Regions from separate parts of the Mus musculus genome. Here region 1 is linked to region 2. Evidence: chromatin loops called from intact Hi-C (ENCODE). Cell type or tissue: left cerebral cortex. All regions are shown on one strand.

Region 1 (8,000 bases), 75 kb before region 2:
CATTCACAGTTGATGGTTTTACCTTCTAAGCCATTTTGTAACTATTTCCACAGTTACTGTTCACTGAGGTAAGGCTTGGGCCACTGCTCCTTCAGCCAGGGATGTCTCCTTGCCATTTCCTACTGAGTTTTGTCAGGTTTTCACTAACTGCCCACGTCTCTTCCTTCAAAGTCACTTTGACTTAGTAGAATACTCAGGGTTCTGTGACATTGTTTCAAAGTCAGAACCAAAGCCAGTGACGTCACATGCAGCGTCAGTGTGTGCAGAGGCCCGGGATCTGCAGTGGCTCACACTCCACGGGAGTCCAGCATGGGCCTGTGACATTTGTTCAAGAGTCTAAAAATTCAAAGACCATTGACAAGGCTCTGGCCAATCCTTCATTTCAATCAATTTGTCATTTTGACCAGTTTATTTGGGGCCTCACTATTTTTGACTAAGTCAGCTGCTCCTGCAACCCTGCCTTCTGGATGGAGCCATCTGTGCTGGACAGGGCTCACCTTCCTCCTGGTGTCCCCGGAAGCCCCAAGCCTAGGGTCTGGCACAAAAAAGACACATTCTGGTAGCTGTGCTGGCCTAAAGCTATGCATTAAGGATATGGCTGCTGTCACCTTGGCTCCAAGCTGATCTTGGGGCTCAGAGAGGGGCTAATGAGGCCAAGGCCTGGGACCTGCTCTATTTCAGAAACATCTGTTGTCTCTCCCAAGGCCAGAGGCAGCATCTTGAAACTTGGTATCCTGTCTAACCAGTGGCTATGAGCCTTTAACAGTGGACTCGTTATCCAGGCCTGGTGGTACAGGCCTAGAACTTCAGGCTAAGGAGGCTGAGGCAAGAGGATCCGAAGTTCAAAGCCAGCCCAGGAAGCTTACTGAGACTGTTTCAGAATGTCTTAAGAAGTGGCACTGGGAAGATGCTCAGAGGTTAGGAGTATACACGGCTGCTCCAGAGGACCTGTGCTCTGTTCCCATGACCCATGCAGGGTCATTCACAATTGCCTGAAATGCTAGACCCAGGAGATCTGACACCTACTTCTAGCCTTTACAGGCACCTACACACACCTCACACTGACACCTAAGTATTAGTAAAATAAGACTAAAATAATTAATTTTTTAAATAAAAAGAGGGCCGGAGATATAGCTTGTATACAGTGCTTGTCTAAAATGCACAAGGCCCTGGGTCCAATCCCTAGCACCCCAACAAAAGAGAACAGAGAGGAAAGAAAAGGGCCCAGTGGGAGTGAGCCAGGGCAGCTTAGCGGCTCCTCCCACTGCGAAAAGCTCCAAGTCCTCCGTTTACTTTGAGAGTGCAAGGCCCACGGTGTGAATGGTGCCAGACCAAGACATCATGTGAATGCTGAGGCCCTGTCTCTGACAGGACGTAAAGACAGGGGGCTTCTTCCTGTCCTGCTTTCCAGAGGCAGGGTGAGCCCATGCATGCTCCACCCAGAGGGACGCTCGGTCCTCACTGCCAATTCTCAGGCCACTTGAACCTCTGTGGCCCAAACTCACCGCAGTAGCCGAGGCAGCCTCCATGGGGCTCGTGTGTTCCCTCTCACCTCCACATGCCTGATCTGCACAAGAGGACATCTAACTGCCACATGCCAAGCCTGTCACCCCTCCTTCTCAACACACACACTGGCGCTCCACCCAGAACATCAGACCTGCCAGGTCGCCTGGCCCAGGGAGGGTTCCCACTGGATTTACAAAAAGTTCATATTGGCTGTCAAGATTTAAAATGTATGGCTTTTCAAACATAAATATCTACAATATTTAACTTCACTCAGCTTTCAGGCCCAGTCCCCACAGGTTAGAGAGTTCTCAGAGCCTGACAGCAACCATCTTAGTTGATGGCTTTGGAATTGCTTTTCTTATGGCTTCCTTGGACTGGACTCAAGGTGCCAGGCTTGTGGACAAGAGCCTTTATCTGATGAACCATTCTGTCAGTCACACGGCATTTAGATACATCTGTCCTTCTAAAGGCACACGGATCCCAGGGACCCCTCTGCATTCGCTACTCTAACACATACAGCCTTTGTCTCCCGGGGCCAGCATGCCTGGCCCCGCTCACAGTTCCACAGGACCAGCACACTACCCCTCTCCTCACAGTCCTCACCTTGTGATGTCTTCTGTCAGCTGAGCTGGGTCAGGAGGGTAGAACTTGACTGTGAAGGCAAAGTTCCAGGGGCTACCTAAGAGGGAAAGGCAGGAGACATCAGAGAGGACTCATCAACGTCTAGATGCCCTAGCCTGTGAGCAATCTCTCATGGATTTCCTGCTCCTGGAACATCATTTCCATTTGATAGACAGGGAAACTGAGGCCCAGGCTAACAGACTTGGGAGTAGGCCAGTGAGGTGGCTCAGTGGGGAAAAGTGCCTGTCACCCAGGCTTGATGACCTGAGTTCAGTCTCCGGAACCCACAGTGAAAAGAGAAACTCCTGGAGCATCCTCTGACCTTCGTGTGTGTGTGTGTGTGTGTGTGTGTGTGTGCGTGCGCGTGCGTGTGCACGCGCGTGCGAGCGTGCATGCTGCGTTAATAATGGGAAAGAAGATAAAAAGAAACCCCTTCACCAAAGCACTGTTAGCAGATGAGAACATGGAGACCCAGGCAACATCATCACCCTAAGAGTGCGGTTTTTGCTGATTGGATGGTTGGCTAATTTTGTTGCTGTTCTGTTTTGCCGCAGGTTTTCTTTTCAGCACTCAGGACCAAACCAGGGCCTTGAGCCTGCCAGGCAAGTACTCTGCCGGGAAGCTGCCTTCCCACCTCTACTTCCTTTCCACAGACAAAGATTCTAAAGACCAGTCAGCTAATTGGTTACAGAGAGCAGGTTTCCAAACTCTGGTCACCTGACCCCAGAGCTCAGTCACAAAGACTCCTTAGAAAAGGCCTCCAGGGACACAGGCTCTGACTCAGGAAGGACGGCAGTGACAGCAAAGAGTACAGAGCCAGTGTACACTGAGTGTACCCGGGCAGGTGCTGCTGTGTCTGTCGTATATATGACACTTCATTTCCTCCTCAGAGCAAGCCCAAAGCTCTGCTACCACCACCCCACTTTACAGTGAGGAGACTGAGACACAGGACAGTTCTGAAATGCACACGGCAGCTATGCCTGGTCATGTCTAAGTGTGTGTCACTTTCCTGTCACTCCAGCTGAGGCCGGAAGGGCTAGTCCACTTGCTGAGAAGAAGCAGAGCCTCAGAGGCATGGCTCAAGGTGTCTTAGGTGACAGGCAACGAGGCTTGAGGGAAGGATAGCTACCTCAGAAGCCCTGGATACCAGGGCTCATGAAGCCACCACCATCAAGGGTGAGGGGAAGTGACCAGCTACAGAAAGGAGGCAAAACTGCTCCCCTGGGGTACCAAAGGACAGGACTGGGGTGAGTAGGTGGCCATTTCAGAGATGGGCACAGAGGCATAGCTCTAATAGAGGAGGGGTGTGTGTGTGTGTGTGTGTGTGTTGACCTTGTTCATGGATTATGGAGATCAGAGGTTGATGTGGGACGTCTTCCTTTGTCTACCTTTCTATCTCGCTATTATTATTTTTGAAGATTTATTTGGTTTTTATTCGACACATAAAAGAGTTTTGCCTGTGTATCAAGTGCGCCATGTGCATGCAGTGCATGCAGATGCCAGAAGAGGGCACCAGATTCCCCCCTGGAACTAGAGTTACAGCTGGTGTGTGCTGGGCAGCTTCCCCAGGTCCTGTGCAAGAGCAGCAAGTGCTTTTAACCACTGACCTGTCTCTCCAGCACTACTTACTCTTGACAGGGTCATACAAATGCACAATGTATCTTGATCACACGCATCCCCACTCCCCCTCACAGCCTACATACTTCCCTCTCACCCTTAAGTCCTCCCTCTTTTCCTTAGACACAGACTCCAGTTAGTGCCCCTTGAATTGCATGAGTGCTGGCTCACCCACTTTCAGCTAATTCTCTGATACTACTTCCTCACTGACCTCGCAGCTTATCACTGTGGCTAGACTGGCTGGACAGCAAGCCCTGGAACCCACCATGTTACAAATGTGTGCGGTCCTACTAGCTTTACCACAGGGCTGAGAATCTGAGCTTGGGGCCACATGCTTAAGCAGCAAGCACTTTACCTATTAAGGCAATTCCCCTGTCCTCTAGAGTAGGCACTTCTAAGGATGGAGGCTACAGGGTGAGAAGGCCGTGGCTTGAGCTGTCACAGGACCATGTCCATGTGTCAAGACAGGTGGGCAGGACCTCCAGGCTTGCTCTGGGCAGTGACCCTAGGGCACTGTCACTGGGCCGGCCTGCCTCTCTTTTCCAGGCTACTAGTCTTTATTAACTCTACACACTTGGCTGCCTGCATCCGTTCCAATTCTTTCAAAGCATGAAAGGCTGGCCTCCCAGCAGGGCTGGCACTACTAGAAGACAACCTAAAATTCAGACCTAAAAGCCTGCTGACCTACAGAAACATGCTTTGCCTATGTGCCTGCCTCTTTGTCTCCAACTGTCAGGAATCTACAGGAAAAGCTCCTCAAGTCCCGTCCTGTAGAGTCAGCTGGCTTCCAAGGGCCAGCTACCTGCTGTCATAGCAACAGACTCAGCTACAGCTTCTCAGCCAGGAGACCAGGGAGTCCAACCCTGAAGAGGCCAAGCATATCCAAGGTGTGGGGCCTGGGATGGAGGCCCCAGGTCTCCACCTACTGCAGGTCCATTTGCTAAGGCTACCCACCTCCTCCCTCCACTATTTGAAAGCCTTCTCACCCTTCCCAACACGCTCCTTCTCTTGGGGCCAGAAAAGACAGGCTGCCAACCTGCTCATCTCCCTCCTCCAGAGGCATTGAAACGAGAACAAGACAAAAGCCAGGGCTCAAGATGGGCTGAGCCAGCACTTGGCTCTGTGACCTTGTGTAAGTAGCTGCCACTCTATGGACCTGAGTGGAGGGCTGTTAGTTACTCCACAGTCCCTGGACAGAAGGCTAACTGTATCCAGGTCATCTGTTTGTCCCCTCTTTCTGGAAGACTCCGCAGGGCTGATTTCCTGGATGCATTTAAGGTTTCTTTACTAATCTGCTGTGTGGCTCTCACCATTGCTTCTATTCTCTGGGCCTCAGACTTATAACCTCTAACGTAATTCTACATCGTTCCTGTACTGCCTTCACTTAGACCAGCCATGAATGGCAGAGGAGACCCAGGAGCACATCCCAAAGTCGGTGGGAGCACTGGAGCCAGCCCTGCCCACCCATCCTCACACGCCAACCACAAGCAAACACTCACTCCGGATCTGCTTCTTGATTTCCTTGGAGGGGTCCAGCCAATTCTGGAAGAGAATAGATTTGTCCTTTAGAAGCAAGATGCAGGAGTGGGCAGGGTGGAACTAGGAGAGACGACTATCCAGAAGTAGCCAGCCACAGACTCTCATGGGGACATCCTTGCCTGGATCCATTTACCTGGCATTAGGGAATGAGGCCTGGATTCCCAGCAGGGTTTGGACATGGTACTGGGGCTGGGCTTGCCCTAAGATGGCCACAGTGACCAAGTATTGTGGCTGTAACTAGCAGGAAAGACAGGCAGCACCCCCTCGGGTGGGAAGAAGACACTGGATAGGGACCGCTCTGTTATTCAGGGAGCCCTTGCATCTACATCATAGCTCTCCCACTACACATTTGGGAATTCCTTAGAAAAGACTAGGGGCAGGGGCCAGAGACCTGTGAGCGGTTAGGGCTGCTAACTTAGAAACAGGAGATGCCTACTGAAAGTCTGTGGGAAGCTGGAGGCTATGGTCAGGACTGCAGAATTCTCCCTGCCCACCCGCCACACCCTGCCTCCCCAGCTGGGCACCTTCTGGCTGTCAGCATCACAGTAGGTCAGACCGAAGTAGTCCTTCTCCAGGAGGTTAAGGTGCTCACAGACCAGGTCAAACAGCACCTGGCCCCGGCCGTGCTTCTGAGGGAGAAAGAAGAGTTTTTGTGAGGCCGGTGGACCTGTTGTTGGGGCTGGGAGCTGACCCAGGTCCCAGTGCACACAGGAAGAGTTCCCACAAGCCTCCCCTCAGCAGGGCAGGACCTCAGCACTCCTGCCACAGGCTCCCCTCTCTGGGTCTATAATGCCCACTGCATCTAGGTCTCTCTTACAAGCCCTGCCAGGGTCTTCCTAGACTATGGACCTGCCTGAAAGCATGCTGGAGATTTCTGCTTAACAGAAACCAAGAGAAGCAGCTGAAAACCAAAGTTCTATGACTTGTGGGAGAAAAAGAGAAGATGCCCTCAAAAGATGCGAGCCAGAGCCAGGGGATGGGAGTGGGGGTTGCAGGAGATAGAGTGGAACTAGGAATCACAGTGGGATTATTTTGTGGTCAACCCTGCATATCAGTTCTTAAATGGGGACATTTTTACCAAGGCACGGATACCCCGAGACACCTTTTCCTGATGCCAGTCCGTGCTGAGTCTTAATTTGGTCTGCAATAGTAATGACCCTTTCTGGACCTCGGTGTCACCATCTGTACCAGGGAGTACCAGGCCAAGCCATCACTCCGGACATCACAGTGGGTCCTCCTGTGGTTTGGCTTGGACTCAGGACACACAGGAGCTAGCCTGGCGCTGGGGCCAGCCAGCCTGGGCCAGGGCATATGGTACTGGGGCCAGCCGGCCTGGGGCAGGGCATATGGCGCTGGGCGTCCCCTACCTCCACTTCACACTCATACTCAGAAGCATCGAGCAGGGTGACGCGGCATATGGCACTCTTGAACTTCTTGGCAATCTTCTGAGGTGACTTCTGGGCCTTACTGGGCGTGGTCCTCTCCGACAGGCCATCGGCCTCACTGTAATCCTTATCGTCCATATCCAGGCTCTGTGGGGCCAAGCAAGGAAAGAAGTCAGAGAACTTGAAACAGCAGGAGTAACAGGGTGGCTGAGGCCAAGATGCCCCTAAAATAAGACATGCCACCTTCTAAGAGCCTCAGGGTGACCAGGGTTTGTAAACGGGTTGGTGTATAATGGTAGGGATTTGAGGTTTCCACATGAGCCTCAGCTCACGTGAGTTTGTGTCTTCCTGCAGGCTACTGCTACCGTGGACAGCCTCTGCAGATAGAAGCAGCCCAGAGAACTGCCTTGTCCCTCTCCCTAGAACAGTGAGTGACTCATCAGGACATCTGTCTGGTCTCTCCCACCTTACGTGTCACTAGGTCTAACGTAAGACGGGAGCTGTGGTGATCACAATGAAGGGAAGAGCTGGCTCCCTCCGTGAGTGTGGCCAAGCCCTTGCCTCCCTGTGCCTGTTACGAATTAGGGAGTCGTAAGAGGGGGGCTCAGTGAGCCCCTCCCACAGGCTTCTGTAGTTCTCGGGGGATGAGTTTTGTCAAGGTCTTGCTGGGTTTGCCAAGCTTGAGCAGAGGGCAGGAGACGAACGTGGAAAGGACTGTGTTCTGGCTCTCACCTCCACCTCTAGCTTTGTATGTGGCTTTGGGTGCAAGATTCACTGCACTAAGCCACAGATCTTCTCAGCATAAAATGGGGGAGATGAAACCTCCCCTCTTGGGACTGGGGAATTAAATATAAAATGGCCAGCATGCCCCAGCCCAGAGTTCAGTGTGTAACAGGTCATGAACGAATCTGCATCCTTCCTTTCCAGCTAAGGAAATACCAGGACCCTAAAACCCAGACCAAGAGGACGAGTGGGGAGGGAAGAGGGATGTCCCAGGCCCAGTACATACCTGTTCAGCAGGCCTCGTGTCCTGCTGGGTCAGATGCTTCTCATTGGAATTGGTCTCTGGGTGGCTGTGGCCCGCGGGGGTCACCGGGGTGGTCACAGCTGCGGCAGCCTCGGGCTGCTGTGGAGTCTCCTCCTGAGCCTTCTTCACCTCAGAATCGGGACCTGTCTCTGTTGTCATGGTGACCAGCACGCCTGCATTGGAATGAAGGAGAGCATGTGACAGGGGGAAGGATGATAATGTGACAACAAGGGGGCAGGAACTGCTTGCATGCTCTGTGGGGACAGAGAACCAGACAGAAGGCAGGGGTGGAAGACAGAGGGACA
Region 2 (8,000 bases):
AGCAAGGGAAAGCCCTCCTCAGGCACCTATGTGCCCTCAACTCCAGCTTCTGGAATGGAGGCTGCAATGGGGAAAACGCATGGTTCAGGAGCTTCAGATAAGTTATTTCAATTGCAGCGGGTAGCTTTGGGATGTCACATCTGTAGTCTAAATTTCCCTTCCCAGGCTAATGAAAACAGGATTTTCGTTAACAAAAAATAGTCAGCAACAGGATTCACGTCCGTGGCTTCCACAGTTCTGAGCCTGATAATAATACTTCATGCACAGCCTCTACTTAAGGGAGAAGGAGAGGCCTTCCCTGGGAGAGGAGTGGGCTGGGCTCTGATGAGGTGCAGCGGATGTGGCAATGGCCAAGGGTTATTATGCTGATGAAGGTTATAATTAAAAATCACAGCAACAAACCCTTAAGCAATTCACAAAGAGCTTTCTCATTATCTCCTGGGATTTGGAATCTGGCAAGAGTGGTCTAGATTCTAGACCAATTCTAGACTCCAGAAGATAATTCTTCACATCTGGAAATGGAGCAAGGTAAAATGTAAGCTACTCAGTGCGGGAAAGTCCAGAGTGGATAGTAATTGAGGACCGTGTACCACCTCTATGAACGTAACATCAGAGTTAGCTGTACTGCTGTCACTGTTTCATAGAGGAAAGAACTAAGACAGAAAGTGTAACTGACCCAACCTAAGGCTCATGGCCACTCCGTTGAGCCTAACTTTGGAGCTGGGCTTAAGGACTCTAAGACCGAGGTTCTTCCCTGTCTCCTGTAGGCTGAGTAGTGACACCCACCCCTTTCCCAGCTCGGCTCAGTAGAACCTCAGAATATGACCTTATTTGGAAATAGGGTCTTGGCAGATGTGATTAGTTAAATTAAAATGAGAACACAGAAGATTAAGGCAGGTCCTAAACCTTAAAAGAAAGGAACCACAAAGACAGGCAGGGAGGAAGTCACATGATAACAGAGGGAGAAAGTCACATTGGTGATAGGAGCAGACCAGGTAGACAGTCAAGGCCACCACTGCTGTCCTCCAGAAGCCAGAAGGGACCAGGGAGCAGACTTCCGGAGGCAGAAGGTACCACCTGGCTGATAATGGATGTCAGGCTTCCAGAACTAAGAGAGTATATATAGGTCTGTGACTATGAGCTCCCTGCACTGTGGCCTCAGGAAGGAAAGCAACAAACACACTTTAGGAAGGTAACCCAGAATCTAGAGCTCTCCGTTATAGACCCCTCACCAAGCATCTGTAGTGTTAAGAGGGTCTTAAAGCCCATGAGAGGCCAGTCCACTCTCTGGGCCGCTTGACTTCTGGACACACACACACACACACACACACACACACACACACACACACACACACAGCTGATGACTCTCACTGGGTTTATCAGGCCCAACCCTACCCCTGTCTCATTCCACAACCCTCCCTTTCTACCTTAAGTCAGCAGCTCCCACCACCTGGAGAGCGGTTTTTGAAATGCAAATGTAATCTTTCCTAGTCTGGTTTAATTCTCTTCCCTGGCCTCCTGCAAGACTGGGTCAAGCTCCTCCACAGATGTGGAGCCTCTCTGCCTCTTGCTACTCTGTAGCCACTCACTCTGCCTCTACACTCTCCAGCTTTTACTTAGACCACCATCTTTTCCTTCACCATAAAGCCCTTCCTCCCTGAGCAGCCATCCCCACCTTGCCCACCATCCCCGTGCTAAGGCATCCTTACGAATCTATTGCCATCCCCAGGCTGTGACCCTTGCAGGACTCATTTCTCTTTCCATAGGCCCAGAGCCCAACACAAAGGAATTCAAGCCGGCTGAACGAAACTGTGCAGTAGCCACGAGAGTAACAACAGCTAACATTTACCAAATGTTTACTCTGTGCCCACATTGTGCGGAGTGCTCCATATGTGGAGTCTCATTTAACTCTCAAATCAACCCCGTGAAGCCGAGACGCATATCGGTTCATTTTACAGGTACAGAGATATGACACGGGAAGAGGTGGAGTCACTTTCTCAGCTAGTATATGGCAACGCCCGAATGGCTCCGGCACCATAAGAGTCCCTCCTCTTCTGATTCAGTTATCAACTATGGTTTGGAAATATGTAATGTAAAATTCCAGAAAAACACAATCCCTACATTTTAAGTTGTAGACTGTTCTGGGTAGCATGGTGAAGCCATCTTTTTCCCTGCTCTGATCTGCTTAAGACTTGAATCACTGCTTGTCCAGTGTGTCTGCCCTGTATCTGCTACCTACCATTTAGTCAGTCAATAGCCACCACAGTTATCAGACCCGACTGTTGCACTGGAATCCCCACGCATGTATCCAACCCTTACTGTACACAGTAGTGTCCCTGATGCATGAGCAATGTAGATGTAACCAGAAAAGCCACAAAGCTCTCTAAGTGAAAAGATGCAAGTTCTCAACTCAGTATGAAATATACATGGTAGGTATATGATTAGCACTCTTCACATCTAGAATTCCCCTAGGGAGTCTTGGACTAAATTCTCACTGGGCCAGGAGAGACTACTGCAGTGAGAGCCTTCACCCCAACACCTCCACTTGACAGAAGAAGAAACATGCAAAGGAGGAAAGTGAGGTGTGCAGCCACACCCCAAAACTTTAGATTCCTCACTTGTTCTCTGCACAGATGCATAGGGCCCTAGGAGGTCACAAGAGAGGCTATGTCTCCTAAGAGCTTTCCCCTGCTTTCCCCAGGCAGAGACATCACAGCTGAGGGCACACAGTGAGAGCCAAGTCTACAGCCAGGAGATGCAGGAGTGTAAAAGATGGCCTGCCTAAACCAATCCATGTCCTGCTTGGATTGGTACACCATCAAAGCTTGAGGAGACACTTGAGAAAGGACAGCACTTAGCATCATGTCCTATCTTAAATGTGTTTACTTAAAAAAAATGTACATGGTGCTTTGCCTGCATGTGTGAGGGAGTCAGATCCCCTGGAACAGGAGTTACAGACAGCTGTGAGTCACAGACAGTTGTGAGGTGCTGTGTGGGTGCTGGGAACCGAACCTGGGTCCTCTGGAAGAGCAGCCAGTGCTCTTAATCTTGGAGCCATCTCTCCAGCCACTTGTCTCCTACTTGAGACATTAATTCATGTGACAGGCTTATGGAACACAAATCAGAAGGCAGAAACGCTGCTGCTGGATACCAGGATGATGAACAAGCAATCCCTGCCCAGATGGCATTCACAGCCTAGATGAGGGAGACAATCAAGCAACTCACAAGTTCAAGTCTAATTCCACACGCTTACAAGCCCTAGGAGAGACCGGAGCTCTAGGGATGGATGAAGGGAAATACTTGCCTAACCTAGGATGTTGGCAAAGCCCTGCCCCCTCCCCCAAAAGACACAGTCATGTGAAAGTCTGAGGAAGCAGGGGATGAGGTGCTAAACGGAGGGGCCTGCAGGCACAAATTCCAAAGTCAAGTGGGCAAGGACTGGATTGTACCTGCCTTCTTGTCAATCAAGGTAAGGGTTGAGGAAAATGAGCTTAGAGAAGAAGCTACGGGGTAAGAGTTTGCTTTGGTCAGCAAAGGAGTTATCTGTCTAAGACCACAAGAAAGACCTGGGGCTTGAAGCCAGAACCCCTACCAAATAAGGTAGGCTTTGGGGCTACTTCAGGGACATGTATGGCAGGTTGCAAAAAAGAAGGGATATCCTCTTGTTTCAATCTAGCACTTCCTGGCTTCTCTAGAGGGTTGTAGAACAGGTCAAAATAATTTGCATTTGTTAAAACATAGATTGCTAAACCCCATCTCCAGATTTTTGCATTGTGTATGTCTACCAGAAGGCTCCAAATTTGCATTTCTAGTAAACCGGTAACCTTGCTGCAGATGGTAAGATGGACCACACTGAGAACTGGTGGTCTGGGTGCTATTGAGGAAGGTAGGGAGGTATGGCCAGGATCTCTGGGGGCAAGAAGTCTGAATTCCTGGCTAGCAAGATGTCTCATTGGGTAAAGCCATTTCCTACCAAGCCCGATGTCCTGAGTTCAATCCCTGACTCTTACAAGTTATTCTCTGATGGTCACATGCATATCAAATATAACATTTTTTAAAGAACAGTGAATTCCTAAATCTTGGTAATAAGACAGGTCTAGAGCTTTGAGCCAAAGTCCAACCTGCCTCAAAGACACGACACTGAGCTTCCTAGCCGCCTAAACAGAGAAACTGAGGCATGGGAAGGTCAGGGTCTTGACGAGAAAAGCAGCTTAATAAAAATAAACACAAAAGGAGACACCCACCACCACCAGATTTCAGCGCCAGTGAGCTGCCAGGGCAGCGGCTCTCTTGAGGTGTGTATTCAGGGAGAGAGATAAGAATCCCAGCTTCCCCTGCCTCGGCGGCCTCTGCCAGAAAAGCAGCTGGGGAGTTGCAGAAATCTGCCTTGGGGGGCGCCCCTCCCACTCCTGCACTGTCCACTCCCGTTTACACTCCCTGCACTCTCCCTCTCCACTCCAAAGCCCGCACCCTTATCCTTGTACACAAGCCAACCAGCAAGGAGTGAAGTTAGAGAGAAGAGCCAGGAGAAGGAAGGCTGGGCTTGCACGTCCTCCTTCCTTCCCTCTGTAAGATTCTCAGCCTCTCTAGATCCTTGTCAAACCTAGTCTACCTACATTTCAGTACCAGTATCTGAACCCGGCAGACAGTGACTAAATCCGCAAACTTCCCTGTAATCTTGTTTTTCAAATATAGGGGGCTTTCTATTCTGTTCCAGTTAGCAGCAAAATGGCACTTCTCTTACTGTCCCCATCCTGGCTCGCCAATACACAAACAGCTTACACACTCATAAAAAAAAAAAACAAACCAGATATACCAGAACTTATCAAAACAAATGCACATATACATCCAGAGATATTTTGTTTATTCTTCATCAGTAAAATGTACAAATGCACCTAAATGCACAAGAAATATACAGGGAGAATGCACACACTCACCCAGACTAGACATGCATGCAGTGCCCAAAACATGGGGGAAGAGATACAGAAACACATCTCTCTCAAAGTATGAAGACCTTCTGAGAGGGGATTCCTTGGAGTGGGGCGCTGGCCATTTAAGATAGTGATCAGTTTTACTAGTCTTTGTAGGGTACCTAGGCTGCTGCCCTTCCGAACAGTGTCCAGGGTGAGGGTGGAGGGTACCTAACCAGGCTGGGCTGTAGCTGGCCAGGGTGATGGTCGTTACACAGCAAGGAAACATATCACAGAACCCCGCTGAGGGGCCTCTGTTGCTTCTACCCACACCCATGCCTGCGCACAGACACACCCTCTTCACACCTAATCCCCCACCCCACCCCTCACAAACACACACCCGGGATTTGAGCAGGCCACGCCCTCTGCTTCAGCTCAGCTGGGAGCCAGGCTCCACTGGCAGTAGGGCTCTCCCGTACCCCGGGTGTGGCTGCCCACCTGCCAGCAGGGAGTCTCCACTCAGCTAAGACGCCCCCGCCGCTGCTGCTACCCACTTCCTCGGCCAGTGCCGGGCTCCGGGCGACGCCAGCGCCTCGGCTGCCGCCCCCACCCCCTTCCTCCCGGCAGTGCGGAGACAAAGCCGAGCACACGCACACAGGGGCTACGCGGGTGCACACCCGCCCTCACACGCGCACACACACGGGGAGTCACACTGGCGTGCACACAGCGAAACACACACACACGAACACTCACATACACCCGCCATAGGCTTCAGCCACAAGCGAAGCCATCATCAGCATAGGCACACTGCCTCATCCAGATGTACACACTGTTACACATTGGGACACACCCTCTCTAGGCACATCTCCGGATAAGCAAACCAGGGCACACAGACCCTTACCAGATTAGTACACCACCCAGCCCCTTACTCAGATGCACACGCACGTACACACCACTTGCACCGACCCACAGACACACGCGCGTTCACATTAAACGCACACCCGGAGATGTGGACCCCGACACGTACCCGCAAAGACACGAATCGTAGCTTCGGCCACGCACGTCCTCCAGCACGCGAGCTCGGGACGTAGCAACAGCCTGCTCGGTCTCCGCGCCCTGCTAACCTGGCGGCGGCGGCGCGGCTTCCGGGAGCCGTCTGTCTGTCTGTCTCTGAGTCCCTTCGTCCAGTGGCCGCCCAGGCAGGCTCCAAGACGCTCCGGAGCTGCGCAGAAATGCCCCGCTCGCTCTCTCGCTCGCTCGCTCGTTCGCTCCCTCCCACGGCGCTCAGCCCCCTCCCCGCCCGCTCCGCACACCCCCTCTCCCCCTCTGCCCCGCCCCGCCAGCTCCCTGGGAGGAGGCGGCGGCGATCCGGGCCAGGCAGCGTCCGAAGGGTGTGCGAGTAGCGAGCGCGACCCACTGGCCCCAAGAGCCGAGCTGCCCAGGAGCAGGCGCGTCCGATCCCAGGGAGGGGAACTCGGAGGGGTGTGCGCCCCGCGAGCCCGCGCCGCTGGCTTCCCCCACGTGGGACAGACGCCCACCAGAGCCTAGGCAGAGCTCAGAGGCCGAGGCGAGCAGCGGGACCACGAAGACGAGACTCTCCACGGAGCCTCCTCTCCCTCCAGGTCCCAGCCCCGTGGGCTCGGCCTTACTCCACCTCCTAGAGAGTCGCCACCGGCACCAAGTCTGCTTCACCTCGCCTTTGACTGAGAGCTTGGCGTTCAGGCCGGTAGCCTGGGCTAACCTGGGGGACCAGCAGCACCACTGGCCTCCACTCCCTCCAGCAGGGACCTGGCCGACGCCCACTACCCTTCAGCCTCCCTCCTATTGTTCGGGCGGCCTAAGCTGCGGAGCTGTGGAGGACCACGCAGCTCTTTCCAACCAGTCTGAGGTGGCAGTCCTTTGGCACTCTTTGGAAGCAAGGGCCGAGCCCCTGGTCCCAAGACCCTGGGGACCCACAGGCCCAAGCATGCCCAAAGTCAAGCGTTTCTCTGAATTATGATTATATCCGCCCTGGACCTTACAGGCTCCTGCCGGAAGGTACTGCTTTGAACACACACGTAAAGCTAAGCATAGGAAAAGGACAAAGTAACGAAAACAGTGAACCTAGAATAGTATCCATAGAAGGTAGGGCGTCTATGGGGTTAGCTGAAGAAACTGAGCTTGGGTTCCCAGAGCAAGGGCCAGACCTCAGAAGGCCAGGAATACCAAGCCTCCTTTGTTAGACTTTGAAGGGAAGAAAAGGAAGAAGTAAATGTAAGAACTTACCGGGTTTTATTAGAGGCCTCTGCATGGGTAACAACCTAGGCAAATGACTCCAAAATGTAAACACCTTCACCTCTTGTGACCTTACCTTATCTTAAGTGGTAGCTGGGATCCACCTGAGTCTGCCCCAGGTAGCACAGAATCAAAGGCTAGGCCAGTAATTCTGGTTCTTCACTGCGGTCCCATCTCCTCCTCCCCACCCCCACCACTCTGCTACAGGATGCTAAGAGCAGATTGGAATCAAACAGCTGAATAGATAAATCCAGAAGGGGAGGCCTGGTTTGGACCTCCAGGGACATTGATAAACTGAGAGGACAAAACTAAGGAAACCAAGGCCCTACCTAAGACAGGACTCAGCAGTGCTCACTCAGCCGCTCCACTGCATGGAAGAAATACTTCCATGTCTCATTTCATCTGTACAGTTGCAACAGACGGTAGCCGTGAGCACAAAGTCACTAAGGAGCTTGGAAAGGGGCAGAGGCAGGATCCTGGACGTTGATTTTGAACTCCCATATTTAGCCATCAGGCCAGCCCTGAATGTGAGGTGGCAGTAATTGACCTACTCCAGTCAGCACCCACCATGACAGGATTCTGTTTATGGGTGTTTTCTGTCTCCATGTAGTTTCCTGATACCAAGCACAGACCCTGATTCGGAGACCTAATTTGTTAAACAACTATCTCATGGCATGGGCATGGCTCCGATGCCCTCTGCTCTGGGGCGAGGGACTGTTATCACTGGTTTTAGATGAAGCGGAGGAAATCTGAACTGCTAATCAGATCTGCTGCTGTCAGGAGGAGATAGAGACAGAGAGGAAGAGACAGCGAGAG

The links. Peaks named below come from ENCODE experiments on the same cell type or tissue, not always from the same donor. Only the 100,000 strongest peaks of a DNase experiment are listed, where the experiment ranks them.
Region 1: a loop joins it to region 2, with 2.2 times the contacts of the local background. A loop is called at or near these places in 9 of 42 quality-filtered maps.

The regions. Positions count from the first base shown.
Region 1 is chr2:156,493,772-156,501,771 of GRCm38, reverse strand. Epb41l1 (erythrocyte membrane protein band 4.1 like 1) reads right to left here. Exons shown (of 25, transcript NM_001368800.1): 3 at 7,678-7,868; 4 at 6,651-6,815; 5 at 5,808-5,912; 6 at 5,244-5,286; 7 at 2,110-2,185. The coding sequence starts at 7,854. Gm33977 (a long non-coding RNA gene) reads left to right here and starts at 2,979. Exons shown (of 3, transcript XR_375167.4): 1 at 2,979-3,374; 2 at 7,023-7,095. In left cerebral cortex, a CTCF peak has its summit at 3,628 (motif pointing right); DNase peaks (open chromatin) are centred at 2,864, 3,641, 7,094, 7,878 and 1 more place.
Region 2 is chr2:156,419,237-156,427,236 of GRCm38, reverse strand. It overlaps Epb41l1 (erythrocyte membrane protein band 4.1 like 1), which reads right to left and starts at 6,146. Exons shown (of 25, transcript NM_001368800.1): 1 at 5,938-6,146. In left cerebral cortex, CTCF peaks have their summits at 4,253 and 4,461; DNase peaks (open chromatin) are centred at 4,497, 5,526 and 6,356; H3K4me3 peaks cover 2,527 bases; H3K27ac peaks cover 1,774 bases.